Linked DNA regions of Mus musculus: region 2 is linked to region 1. Evidence: chromatin contacts called from ENCODE Hi-C or POLR2A ChIA-PET data. All regions are on one chromosome and are shown on one strand. The core of a region is the stretch at or near the end of the contact, and the rest is flanking DNA. Distances in the headings are between cores, read along the strand shown.

Region 1 (6,974 bases), core at 3,217-5,716:
ATGTATGTATGAATAAGTGTGAGTGTGTGTATGTGTGTGAATGTGCCTGTGTTAATGTGTATGTACATGTGTAAGTGTATGTGTGTGAATGTGTGTGAATGTTCATATGTGTGTATGTGTGTACAAGTGTGTCAGTGAATGTGAGTGTGTATGTGTGTGAGTGTGTATGTGTATAAGTGTGAGTGTGTATATGTGTGTAAGTGTGTGTATGTATGTGTCTGTATGTGTGAATGTGTGTAAGTGTGAGTGTGTGTATGTGTGTGGTACGAGGCCTCCCCTAGGAGGTCCCTGTGCTCTACAGCACTTTCCCTAAACCTCCCACAATCTCAGCTGTGGGAGCCACTCACTGAGGCTGAGGGAACACTGAGTGCTCAAAGCTGAGACTCCTAAAGAGAAAGGGTCTACCTAACCAGGGCAAACAACTCCAAACCACTGATTCTAAGTGGCCCAGCTCAGCTGAGTGCAGTACAGGACTTCAGAGATGGGCTGAATGACTCAGAACCACAAAGTCCTGGACTCCACCTCAGCCAATCACACCTGCATGCCTCCAGTGAGACCCAAGAGGCAAGAGCCCTGGGCTCAGGCTCCAACTTGGAGCCTGTTACACTGTGCAGTCTGGGTCTAGTCAAATCCTGTCTCTGAGTGTAAGTTCCTACTGGTCAAACTGGAAGAGTCACAGATCCACAGGGCAGTTCACTACGAATGAATAAGACATGGGAGTGATTGGGGTGGGGCCTATGGGAAGCAAGATGTATACTTGACATGCAGGCAGTATCTTCCCATCATGACAGGAAAACACTGAATTCTAGGATCCTACAACACTGCTCATCACAGTGTCTGCCCTGGGTCTCCAGCAGAGAGAGGGGTCGTGGTCTAAACTGTGATCATGTCTGGGAAGGAGCAGGAAGCATCCAGCTTATGAGATGGGAGAATCTGGGCATACATCATAGGATGCACAGGAGGCTAAGGGATGGAAACTGTCTTCTTGGAGCACTTTTGGAATGTTCCCAGGCCAGCAGCTCTCAGAGTCTAATCCCAGAGTGCCTGAATCCCATGCTGTTCCTTCAGTTTGCCTGCTGAAGCAGGTGTTGTATCCAAAGTTGTGTTTCTCGTGGCTCCAGAAAGCCTTCGGCTGAGATTCTCAGAACCCCAGGTATTTGTGCTCAGAGTAACACAACCATAACCCACAGTCCTAAGAGCCACAAAGCTCTAGCTGCCAATGTCTCTATAGGCATGGCTTCAGAGGGTTAACTCTTCCAGGTCCAGAAGAGTGCCCAGTCAAGCTTTGGGAAAAGAGCCAGGAATGTTTAGGTCATTTTGGGAGATCCAACCATCTCCAAAAGGAACAAGGGGACTAAGAATTCAGGGGCCACAGTCAGGACAACGTGTGTCTTGGGGATGTAGTCAGTGGAAGCTTTTCCCAAGGAGTTGGACCTTAATAGATAACTTGGGGTTGTGAAGAAGACAGAAGAGAAGGGAGGAAGTCCAAGCCAGACTCAGTGGGCAAGGGGACAGGCTGTTGAGGAAGTGCCAGTAGGTCATGAGTGGCTGGCTTGGATGGTTATGTGGCATGGAATGTGTGGGGGCCAAGGAATTCATTTGAAAGGGCTCAAATGCCAAGCTGAGAGCGTATTCTCCAGATTAAAAGGGAAGGCTTTCTCAGAGTTTACAAAGATGGTACCACATGGAAGGTGGTTAGTACCAGAGTTTGGAGAGTAGGGGACCACCATAGTTATAATGATGCAGGCAGAAGAACTAGCATCTTGCTTTGGGACTCCCTGTCAGCCTCCTTCCCAACCCAAGCACAGGCTTGACCAAAGTCTCTCTTACAAATGGCACTGGAGGCTAGGCACTCTTCAGGACACTGTATCCATACAAGCCAGAGGAAGACCTAGTGCCCAGGCCTTTCTTCTTCAGTGGCAGGGACAGGACACCAAAATGGAGGATCCAGTTGGGCCCAGCAGGGTCCAGATGTCACTCTCTGTATCAGAGAATCCTGCTACTCATTCTATATCAAGATTGATATATGCCCTAGGGTTTGGGAGACAGGGCAATAGAGAGCTACTCTCTCTTGAGACTGAAGGACTAGGATGTTGCTCAGTTGGTAGAATGTTTACCTAGAATGCAGGAAGCCCTTGGTTTGATTGCCAGCACCAAATATAATGGGTGCATGCCTACGAGCCCAGCATTCAAGAGGTGGAAGCAGAAAGATTAGAAGTTTAAGGTCATTCTACACACTGAGTTCAAGGCCAGCCTAGGCTTCATAAGACCTTGTCTTGGGACAGGGGGATCCACTACAGCGACTCTTCATGGATCAAGACCTTTCTCTTCTGAATACCCACAGCACCTGGTTGCTCATTTCCCAACTACTCCCCGGCACCTGCTATGTGCTCCATCTGTGCCAGATAATAAGGACAAAGTGAGAAAGAGATGGCCGGGCTTCATAATATAACTAACCACCTTCTCTAGAGAGTAAGGAGGGTCTTGCAGCCATGTTCTTCCCATTAGGCTCTTCTGATGGCTTAGGGACCCAAAGGCATCTCAGGAGGAAACTATAGGTTAAAGGGTGCACAGACAGGCTCAGGGAAGGCAGTTAGGAGAGAGAAGAGATGCATCAGAGGGCACTTCTTAGTTAGCAGGTCAGCAAGATCTTCCTGGTCCTGTGAGCAGACCTGGGGATAATGGTGGTCATCCCATAAACAGCTGGGCAATTAGGCCACAAGAAAGACCCAAAGAAAGGCTCCTGGGGGCAGCCAGGCATGGTGGTGCTTGCCTTTAATCCTAGAGTTCCAGAGTTAGGCTATGGACAGGTCTCCGCGAGTTGGGGGTCAGCCTGGTCCATAGACTGACATCCAGGACACAGAGTGAGACACTGGAGAAATCAAACTCCCCTCAGCCTAGAAATAAGTAGCACTGCCTCATCCTGAAACTTTGGCCCTGGGCAGGGAGGCCTCAGCTGGGGCAGGTAAGCGGAGTCCCAGGTTTTATTTATGTAGCTTTGTGACCTTAGAGAAGACATTCTCCAAGCCTCTATTTTCTGATCTACAAAATAAAGGCAATAGTTCCTTTCTCATGGGGCCTTTAGGAGGAAAAGATGAGGGATTCTTATAAACTGTAACAAGTAACAGTTCAACAACATTCCAATAGTAGCATAAGCACTTCTCATTAAGAAGAAAGACTACAGCCAGGAAATTAAAGAACTCCTGGTGTCACCCATGAGGCCTTGGTGACATCCTCACATGCTCATCTGGTGCCTGGGGTAGGTGGGCAAAAGGGATCCCGGAAAGGCCACAACCTCACTCTGCATCTGGGCAGCCATTTCTGAGGATTACCCAGTATGCCAACCTGCCCATGTCCTCAAAACTCTGGAGTATCCAAAGCATGGAAAAGGAGAGGGGCAGACCTCCGCAGCAGGGCTTGTCCCCAGCCCTCATGCAGGACCCACACTGGCAGCAGTGTAGAGTCTGTTCAGAGACTCTCCTTCCTCCCACTCCCACCCACAGATAATTGCCACTTCCCTGCCGCCCCAGCCTGATCTTCAAAAGCCACTATTCCAAACTTGATCCAAAACAAGGCTGCTGACCCAGGGACTCTAGGGATGCCATTCTGAGCACAGCAGTCACCTAGCCCTATAAATCTCCAAACTGGAAAGGCTAGTTCCCAGAAGGATCTACACTTGGGTCTAGCTCCTGGAGATCAGTAACACACACACACACACACACACACACACACACACACACACACACACTGTAGCCCTAGTGAGGTGAACACTGTCTTTCTTCTGCCTGACCCTTCATACAGCACCACCTGCCCGATTAAAAGTTTCCAGACAGATCAAAGTCTTAACTGTCCTTATATGAAATTGCACTAGCAACCCACATTCCCACCCCACCGCACCCCCCACTCCCAACCCCACAACCCCGCCGCTGCTGCCACTGCCTCCGGTTCCTCACTGACACCTCACTGACACCGAGTGAGCTACCCAGACTGACTCTGGGGAGAGTTAAGAGTCCAAGCGCAAGAAGTCTCCAGGATTCCCAGGTCTCTTAGCCCACAGACTTACGCCCCAGGGGTACACACAGACTAAGTTCAGTCACTCACACCCTAAGGGTGTGCGCATTTGCCCACTAACACACAGATTCCCCCAGTATGCTGGTAAACACACCAAGATGACACTCACCGAGATCACGCTCTAGAGGAAACAAAGTTCATCAGCGCACCGGCAGCCGGCTCTCACCGCCCAGTTTTGCGCAGTACAAGGGCTGGGAGCCCGAGCCCTCGGGACAGTCACGTAATGGGCTCTCCCTGTTTGGCGCTGACTCGACCGGCGCTCCCGTCCCCAGGCCTCACTTGGCGACCTCTCTTGGTGTCCGCTCCCCTCTAGGAAGCACCTCTCACCTCCCCGCTGCGCTGGTCCCCTCCAAGGGCTGCCGCCGCTGTTCCTGGTGCCCGAGTCCCATGCCGAGTGGCGCAGGGTCCCACGTGCCTGGAAGCGCCGCGGTCCCCGCCCTACTCCGCCCCGCTCCGCACCCCATAGCCTGGCTGTGAGCAGGAGGGCGGGGCAGACTCTGGGCAGACGCCGGAGCCGCCCCCAACCCTTCTAAACAGATGCTTCCAGTCTGCCACCCGCTTGGGGACGCGGTCGGTCAGTGTCGCCGCCGGTCAGCGTGTCCGCCACGGCTGTTGAGCAAGGAGAGGCGGAAGGCGACCGTCCTGGCTGAGCAGAGGTCACCTGCTTAGCTCACCGATTTTCAGCGACGCCCAAGTTTTACAAGGTTTGCTTTGTGCTGGCCTGGCTCCTGTCACTGCCCACCGATGGACCTTTATACTGACCCTCAGCCTTCCCTCCGCTGCTGCCCCATCCCGCGTCACTTACGGATGGACAGATGGATGTGCTTTCAGACTGCTGGTACCAGCAGAAATCTTTGCCGGCTTCACCACCTCCGTCTGCTTTTGCTCTTCGTTCAGGTCACTAACGGGTCCATGAAGTCCTGGTTTAGTTTGATCTCTCATCTTGAACTGCCTCAATTCTTCTCTCTGGCCTGCTCTGAAGACTTTCTGTAGTCACAAACCCCATTCCTGTCCTAGTTTGAGCTCAAAAAGGCAAGGACCACACCAGCCACCTCACTGCTGTCCTGTGAAGGGGTGGATGAATGAGAGGGTGTCTGCCCCCTCCCATTTCTGACTCAGGCATCTGTTAGTATAAGTTCTAGGCCACCTTTAGCACTGTAAGACACATTTTCTGCGAAATGAAGCCAGTCCTTCCATGATCCTACTTTTCGTGTCCATCCAGGGAGTCTTGGGGTGGCCAAATAAACGGACAAGTTCAGAACAAGCCTTTTCCTATGGTGAGGAGTTTGCTCTCTGCCCAAGGGCTGTAGACTTTGTTAGTTGTGTATCCGCTGACTAAAGTCCCATTCGCAGCCCCTGGAGGGGTCCAGAAAGGGTCCGATCTGCAGCCCTGTCCAGAGTGAGAAGGGTGAATACACAGAGCTGGGTGGCTGAGCCTCTCTGCAGCCTCCTGGGGCCTTTGAGCAGACACAAAGGCTCCTTGTCTAACCTCTGCTGGCTATGGGAGCTGGTGCAGGCAGCTTCCAGAAATCTAGATCTCTCCACAGCCACCCTTGTGGCTTTAGGGTCCTCGTGTGAGGGAAGTCTTTCTGGTTATTGAAATCCCAGCGGATTTCCTTTTCCTGATCTCCCTTCTGAGCCGTCAGGTCTTTTTCTGCTGCTTCCCCTAGGACCCAGGATGGATCCTAGCCTCTAGAAGACCCACAGGCTGGACAGTGGGCAGTCTTGGACTTTACCCTTGCTGTGGTCCAATTCCTTTACTTTATAGCCAAAGAAACGACATTCCCAAGGTACATGACATCATGTCAGGTGACCTGGTAAAGCCCGAGTACTCAGATTCAAGTCTTCCTTCACTTTTTCTGTGTCTACTTTCTAAGATTCAGCCCTCTTTTTGTTGTTTGTTTGTTTGTTTATAGCTAGGATCTCCCTATGTAGGCCCTGTTGGCCTTGAACTCACCATGTAATTCAGGCTGGCCTCATTCAGCAGTCCTCCTGACTCAGCCTCTTGAGAGCTGATATTCTAGGCATGTGCTACCACGCCTGGCTCTCCATCTTCTTTTCTGCACAATGTGTTATGTACTCCTGTCTTGCTGTTCTGACTAAATGTCCTTATTTGGGGTCTTGCCCATGATCCTGAGCTTTCTGGGTCTGCAGAGTGAGTATCCCCTCTCAGAAGAGCCTGGGAGGTTAGGTTTCCCAATCCTCAGATTTTGTAGATCACCAAATCCAGTAGACTTCCCTACCCACCCCCCACCCCCACCCCCACCCCCACCCCCACCCCCATCGCATTCCAGTTTGAGCACATTTGCGTTCATATTTTCACGTACTCTGGACTTGAGAGTTTGCAACTGAAAGAGTTTAGAACCTCTATTGATCCAGCCAGGAAATGGGAGCTCTGTGAGACACAGTGAGTACCCTATGAAGTGTAGACCAGCACTGAGGGCGTCTCCCTGAATCTCGCAGCCAAAGCAGGCTAATGGTAAGGCCCAGGCGCTGTAATGGTCCCTGTGAAGTGTAATGAAGCCACAGGGGCATCTGCATTAGCAACAGAAGTTCAGGAGGGGATTGTCAAAGCGCCAGTCCTGGCTCCCCCGGCCCACCTCACATTAGAAGGTTTCCTGTCTCTCCATCCCTGAGCAAGCATTTGCCGGCTGGCAGGCATCCCCATCCCATGAGAAAACCTCCTGCTCTGAGAATCTAAGATGTGGGCGGGTGGGCAGGCGGGGTGGGGGGTGGTGGGGGTGGGGAGTCCCTGCCTGGCCAAGCCTCTAACGCAGCCCTCCAACCCTCTGTCACTGCCAGAATTGTGCCTCTGTCCCCCCTCACTGACACACTTTGCTTCACACTCTCTTGGGGGCTTCCTCTGCCCTCGAGGCAGCCCAGCTTCCCAGCCTCCACTCCAG
Region 2 (6,974 bases), core at 2,408-4,907, 39 kb after region 1:
AGGGCTGTGGGTATACAGAGCTAAGAAGTTCTGGTCAAGGTGAGCTCCTGCCTATCATTGCTTGGGATCTACTCTGTCCTTCCTACATGGTGGTCTAACAAGTTGTGAAATCTCTCCTTGGGAGGCACTAGATCTCATGATTTTCCTTCTCCCAGCATGAAGAGTCCTGGGAAAATTCTAAAGTCTTGGGGACCATTATCACGATAGCCACAGAGAAAAGTCCCAAAGTCTCTTTAAAATATCTTCATTTTTGTCAGGGTGGTTACAGTTGTTTGGCTCAAAACAATTTAAGATAGATCACTAAGTATTTCTTGAGCGCCAGCCAAATACACACAGACCGTTCATATGCCCACCTGCAGTCAGAGCCTGGGCACCATCAGGTTCAGAGGGCAGGCACAGCCCATAGGAGACGTCAGGGAATGAACCAGAATGAACAGGGATGAGGCAGCTGAGACTCAGAGAGAGACCCATCTGGCTTGGGTGATGCAGACAGATGTGAGGTTGGGGATTCAGACACAAGGTTTCCAGTCTAGTGTTTCAGGGGTTCCTTGGCTACTAGGAGAGAGACATCTCCAGAAGATTCAACGGCAGCTCATTGGCTGGCTGGCTGCCTGCCTGCCAGTTAGCATCCTGCTCAGTCAGCCCTCCTGGAGAGAGCCAACTGAGAGCAACAGGAAGAGCTGAGGAGGTGGGAAGGACCCAGGAGTAACAGTTCAGGGACAGAAGGGGCAAAGGCTGGTGACAGGTGGGGGAGCAGCTATAGCTTCCTCCTGACCCCTGCTTGCAGCCCCTTGCCCTCTGCTTAGGTTGTCCTCAAGACCAGTTACTGTTGCTAGGCAACACAGTCCTGAGGGAGCAGGGTGGGGAAGGTTGGGGTTCGGGGAGGGGCAAGCTTGAGGTTTGACAAGGAGGGCCCCAGCAGACAGGGACCCTATCCCCTGGGTGGGCATACTGTATGCCGAGTCCCCAACAGTCTTTAAACTCCTCTCACCCCCTTTGCCCCTCCCATACATCTTGGGATCGTGTGTCCTTATACCTATTTCATAGGAGAGGGCTGGAGATGTAGCAGTTACCTAACACGTACAAGGTCTAGCACTCAGGAGGCTGGTGCAGGAGAATTGTAGCAAGTTCAAAGGCTAGCCTCGGCTACAGAGTAATAACCTCTCCCCCCAAAAGACAGAAGTGCTGAGAATGTATCTTGTTAGGTAGAATGCAGGCACAAAAAGCCCTGGACTCGGCCCTAGCACTTCATATAACCGAGCATATTCACCCCTATAAACCCAGCACTTGAGAGCAGAGTCAGGAAGATCAGGAGTTCAAAGCCGGCTTCTGCTACATAGAGAATTGGTGACACCCATGGGTTATATGAGCCCTGTACCTCCCAATCTCCATACATACACTCCTCTTACAAAGCAAGGCATGATGGTACGCACCTATTCAGGAGGTAGGAACAGAAGGATCAAGGTTTAGGGTCATTCGTGGCTACATAGTGAGTTCAAGATCAGTCTGGGCTACACTGTCACAAAAAGAATCCTAAGAAAGAATGAAAAAAACTGCTCATTGAGCTGGCATTTGGGGGACCCCTGAAAAGGCCCTTCCCCTCTCTCTCATTCCGCGCTGTCATCCACAGGTCATAGGATGTAAAGTCCAACTGGGGAGGCCTGAGTTTTAGTGCTAGCTCGGCCATGATTGGCTCTCGGGCATGATTGGCAGATGAAGAATGGAGGCATCAGTTCTCCCAGGGATCGTTGCTCCGACCTCTCTGATCTCTGGTAACTTTCTAACAGCGTTTCATTTGTCTCTTTGCAGAGAAGTTGAGCATGTCCCTGGCTGGAAAAAGATGGCTCTCGTCACATCCTGCCAGTTAGCTCTGAGGGTGACTTCCCAAGCAGTGGTGGGAGAGGCTGGACAGAGGACGAGGATTCTAATTTCACCTCTTGAGCCAAAGCCGGGTCTGGCCTTCTCAATCCTCTGAGACCCCAACTGACCTCACTGCTGAGAGGCTGGGAACGGACCCAGGCTGAGCTGAGGCATGGACTAGGAGGCCCTAAAATTAGCTCCAAGGCAAAGGGAGCAGGGACTGGCCCCAGCTGTAGACTCCCACAGTGCCAGGAATGGCGTCCTCACCCAGCTCAAGTGGAGAGACCAGCCAAGGCTTCAGCAGGGACTTGTCACCATGCTGGGTGCCAAGAGTCACAAATTCCTATAGGCACAGGTCAAAGAGCTTGAGGGACAAGAGGGACCCTGGCCAGCTCCTTGGGCTTTGAGTTGGGTTCCAGCCGCCAGCCTTTCAGAGCTTGGGGAGGTACCAGGGAGGAGCATCGCTATTTATGTCTTCCTGAGACAGGGTTAAGGGGACTGACCAGTCCTCTCAAGGCTGAATTAGATAACCTCAAACCTTAGTACCAACTCCCAAGGGTGTAGGAGGATCCGAGAGTAGATAAGTGTCTCCTGGGAGTAGGTTGGAGACACCAGTGACCAGCCCCAAAGTCAGGGCCTTTCCTCTACCCAGGGTAGCAGCTCCACCTGCTCCCTTCTCTGCCTGACTGCTGGAGGGGCTTGTGGAAGTGCAGGTTCTGCTAGGCATGAAAGCACATGTTTACAATCACTGCCACACACACCCAGGACAGCCAGGGCTACCCTGAGAAACCCTGTCTTGCAAAACAACAACAACAACAAAACCTAGACAAAACAAAACAACAATGATGAGGAAGAAGAAGAGGAGGAGGAGGAAGAGAAGGAGGAGAAGAAGAAGAAGAAGAAGAAGAAGAAGAAGAAGAAGAAGAAGAAGAAGAAGAAGAAGAAGAAGAAGAAGAAGGAAGAAGAAGAAGAAGAAGAAGAAGAAGAAGAAGAAGAAGAAGAAGAAGAAGAAGAAGAAGAAGAAGAAGAAGAAGAAGGTGATGAAGAAAAAAAGGGAGAAAAATTAACAAAACCTAACCTTTATTGAACACCATACCAGGATGAGGTATTAAAAATGTTACACATCTTTCCTTCTCTCTCTCTCTCTCTCTCTCTCTCTCTCTCTCTCTCTCTCTCTCTCTTTCTTTCTTTTGATATGGTTTTTGGTTTTGTCAGGCAAGATCCCACAATCCTCTCACCTTGGTCTCCTGAGTGCTGGATTATAGACATGTGCCACAAAGTTCAACTATACTTAGTATCTTATTTGATTCTCTTAACAACACCAATGAATAGACAAAACTGAAGCTCAGAGCTCTTCGAGCGACTTGCTCAAGGTCACAGAGCAGATCAGCAGCAGACAGGGCTGGGATATACACTTGTACCAATGTCCATCAGCACACCCATCTTGTGAACGTGACCTTGAGAGCACAGCGCAGCTTGGTGGCCTTGGGGAATGCACAAGGGAAGCAGAGGCGAGGCCTGGGAGGATGAGGAAGGGTCACGCATGCACGGTGATTCAGAAAACAAGCTTGGAGAGTGGAGAAAGGGAGGATGACACATCCCGGCTTGAGGCCTCCCTCGGCTGGCCAGCTCCTTCCTACTTCCTTCTCTGTGAAATGAGGAAGAAACTCGGTTTAGAGAAGGGTTCCACTCCAGGCCTGCCTGGCACACAGTAGGCCCTCAGGATGTGTGGGCTGGCCTTGCCTTCCCCTAGTGACTTGTACCCTGGCTGGCTCACGGGGTTAAGTTAAGGGTCCTCTGGAGAGGACCAAGGAGAGGTATTAGGGTCACAGCCCAGAAAGGCCCCTGGGAAGCAGACCCTGACAGATACTCGGAGTCTGGCTCTGCCACACCCCTTATCCCACCCCTGGCCCTTCCCTCTTGGCCCAGGGTGAAGAGGCAGCCAGCTAGTTTACCACAAAAGCCCTCTGGAAAGTAAACACCCTCCACCTCCCACACCCCATCCCACCTCCCATACCCTACTCCACCTTCTTCTTTGTCAAAATGCCCTCAGCTATATGAGAAGCATCCTTCTAGTGCCCAATAGGCGAATGCCCTTGGGGACTTACATCCGGCCTGGCCTCTGGAAGTCTCTAGTGACTCATGTTCACTTCCTCCACCTACAGTCATAACTTTGCCGCTGTATCAAGAATATGTCCCTTAAACTGTCCTCACTTGGTAACTCCTGAGGGGCAGCTTCAGGAGGTGGATCCCCACCCCCGACCCCCCACCCCCACCCCCACCCCCGCATGCCTTACATAGATGCGTGTTGCTAGAATAAAAAGCCACTCCTATAGACCTCTGTAAAAAGTGAAAAGGGCAGAGAGGCCATTAGCTTCTCCTGGGACAGAATAGAGACCCCTGTGAATCCTTGAGTCCTCTTTAAGCATGTGCTGGGCAGTGGAGCCTCTGGCCTCCTGCAGAGAGCTGACTCTCCTCGGGAGTCCAGATGCCAGAGAATTCACTACATCTATCTTCTTCATATACCACATGAGAAGTCTGGGGCTACGAGAAGACCATCACCAGACAGGGTCACTCAAAGAAGAGACACTGAACAGTCCTTCTGAGAGTGTTTCCGAGAGAGCCTTCACTAAGCTGCCAAAGGTGGAAAGATGACTTTGGCGCCACCATGTGGCGTAAAGGAAGAAACGCAGAGCTGGGGAAGCTGTTAGTCTTCCAGGATGGGGGCAATTCGTCCACACTAGGACCCTCCTGGGTAATAGGGCCCTGCTCTTTCCCGTTACACAGCCTCTGTCCCTACTGGTCACTCCAATGCAGTGTCTCTCTCCCACACCAGACTAGGAGCTCCTCAAGGGCAAAGCCAGGTCTGAATCATCACACCATTTGTAAAGCCATTGTAAGGGTTTGAGGAAGTGATTTAAGCTGAGCTGAATTCAGTATACAATGGGGGCAAAAATTTCTGCCCAAGAATGTTTATTGAATCAGTGCTTTAGAAGCAAGAGTCGTGCTAGTCACTGTTGACGTAGGAGATGGGTGTAGGGGCTCCTTATGCTGTTCATTTCCCTTGTGCTTGAAATGTTTTGAAACAAAGGAACAAATAGAAAGCATCAAACTCCACTGATAGAGTCTAAGTTAATTATGCACAGCTGTGCAAAGGAAAGTGTTTAGAGACATTAAAATGCTAGCACAGGGTTTAATACTGAAATTGTTTTTTAAAAGTATTTTAATTACATTTACTTATTCATATATGTGTGTTTTATTGATATGCATCTATATGCCATATAATTTGTTCATGTGGCGTATACAATTTAAACCAGGTATGGTGGTCACAGGGCTGAGGCAGGAGGATTGCCACAAGTTTGATGGTAGCCTATGCTATATAATTACTTGGAGGCCATCCTGTGATACACGGTGAAATCTTGTCTCTAGAAAGATTTCTATTACTATCATTGTACTGGATAATAATAGTAGAAATGATGAAGTGTATGTGTTAATGATATGTAGTATGTTCCCCAATATTCTCCAACCGGCACCACAAGCAGTTTATAATATTTTCATCTTCGTCAACAAAAGTGCATGTCCATTAATATACAGCCACTCTTCTATTCCCCTACCCCACCCCACATCCTCAGACTTCCTTGTCTCTGTATGGACTTGCCTAGTCTGGATTCTTCCCATAATCAGAAACAGAACCATGCTGTTTCTACTTAGTGTAATGCTTTCAGGTTTCATCTAGGTCACAGATAAGCCAGAAATAGCAGTGTTTCATTCTTTTCTATGACTAACTAGCACTCAGTGTGTAGGCAGGGAGATAGGATCTTTTGAGTCTAGACCTTGAATTCACTATGTAGTCAAGGATGGTCCTCTTGCCTGCACCTCCTTGCCTGCTGGGATCGAAAGCATGCATCACTATGTCTGGCATTATCTGATGTGGGTAATTGAAGCAGAGCTCCCTGCGAGCTGGGCAAGCACTTTACTGCACTGAGCTACATCCCTGCCTTGTTTGACATTTGCTTTTTGAGGGCTACCCTGGGGAGGGAGCCAAGGCCTTGAACATACTGTACAAGCATTCTACCAGAGTTTCATTCCCAGTTCTTGGTCTTTTGAGCCAGGATTTATCAGTGTATCTTATGAAATATGTTGGGAAGCTCAGACTGGCTTCAGATATGCAATCCTCCTGCCTCAGCTTCCTGAGTGCTAGGATAATGGGTATGTGAAACCCAGTTTCACTGTCTGTATTTAAATTTTTTAAATTAAATTCTCTATTTTATTTTATGTGTGTGGGTGTTTTGTTATGCATGTACATCTTATGCCTCTTGTAATCCTGATGCCTGCATCTGTAGTTCCCTGGAACTGCAGTTATAGATGGCTGAGCCACTATATAGGAGCTGAGAATTGAACCTGGGTCCTCTGGAAGAAAACCAGTGCTCTTAGTCACTGAACTTTTTATTTATCTGTTTGGATAGTATTCTGACCACTGTTCAACCACAGTTTTATGCTAATTTATGCTAATTACCCTGCTTGGATGTATACTTAAGCAGTGGAGTTTCTAAACTTTTTGTTTTGATTTGAAACGGTGGTCTCACTGTGTAGCCTCCAGAGTGCTGGGCTGAAGTTTCTAAGTGTATGGAACCTCTGTGCTTGTCAGAGGAACTGCCATGTTGCTCCAAAGACAGGCCACATAGTTTACCTTTCCCTAGGAAGAAAGTTTCATTTTAGCCTGGTGTGGTGATCAATGCTTGTTACGTCATCCCTCAAAAGGCTGAGGTAGGAGGATCTAGGCAAGAATGAGGCTAATCTGGGCTACATAGCAAGACCCTGACTCAAAACAAAAACAGAACAGAAGGGCTATAAAGCTCCTATGGCAGAATAGCTTTCCAACATGCACAGAGCCTGGCCTTCACTCCCCAACACCACACAAACTCCATCCTAAAATCCCAACACTTGAAGGGAAAGGCAGGAGAGCCAAAAGTTCAAGGCTAGCCTCAGCTACATGTTTATAGCCAATGTATGTGGGCAAGGCACACCCAGGTATCCAGGTACATTATTCAACGTTTCCACAAATTATGGTGTGTTTTGTGTGTGTGTGTGTGTGTGTGTGTGTGTGTGTGTGA

The links. Hi-C counts contacts between places; a loop is a spot of excess contacts on that map. ChIA-PET counts read pairs that join two places held with the same protein, here RNA polymerase II (POLR2A).
Region 2: a loop to region 1 is called in a map of heart, with 4 times the contacts of the local background. The contact joins the enhancer-like site here to the promoter of P2ry2 in region 1. A Hi-C loop is called at or near these places in 13 of 37 maps with a recorded cell type or tissue (CH12.LX, adrenal gland, gastrocnemius and 3 more). POLR2A ChIA-PET finds 5 or more read pairs at or near these places in 1 of 5 experiments (Patski).

Annotation. Positions count from the first base shown.
Region 1 is chr7:101,007,532-101,014,505 of GRCm38, forward strand. P2ry2 (purinergic receptor P2Y, G-protein coupled 2) reads right to left here and starts at 4,467. Exons shown (of 3, transcript NM_008773.4): 1 at 4,181-4,467.
Region 2 is chr7:101,047,474-101,054,447 of GRCm38, forward strand. No RefSeq gene overlaps it. Among named protein-coding and RNA genes, the nearest start is that of P2ry2, 39 kb to the left of the region's middle. Within about 2 kb of position 3,658, at least 1 of the 3 ENCODE cell types and tissues checked has a DNase peak (open chromatin) inside an H3K27ac peak, as active enhancers do; it is heart, where a contact is called at or near this core.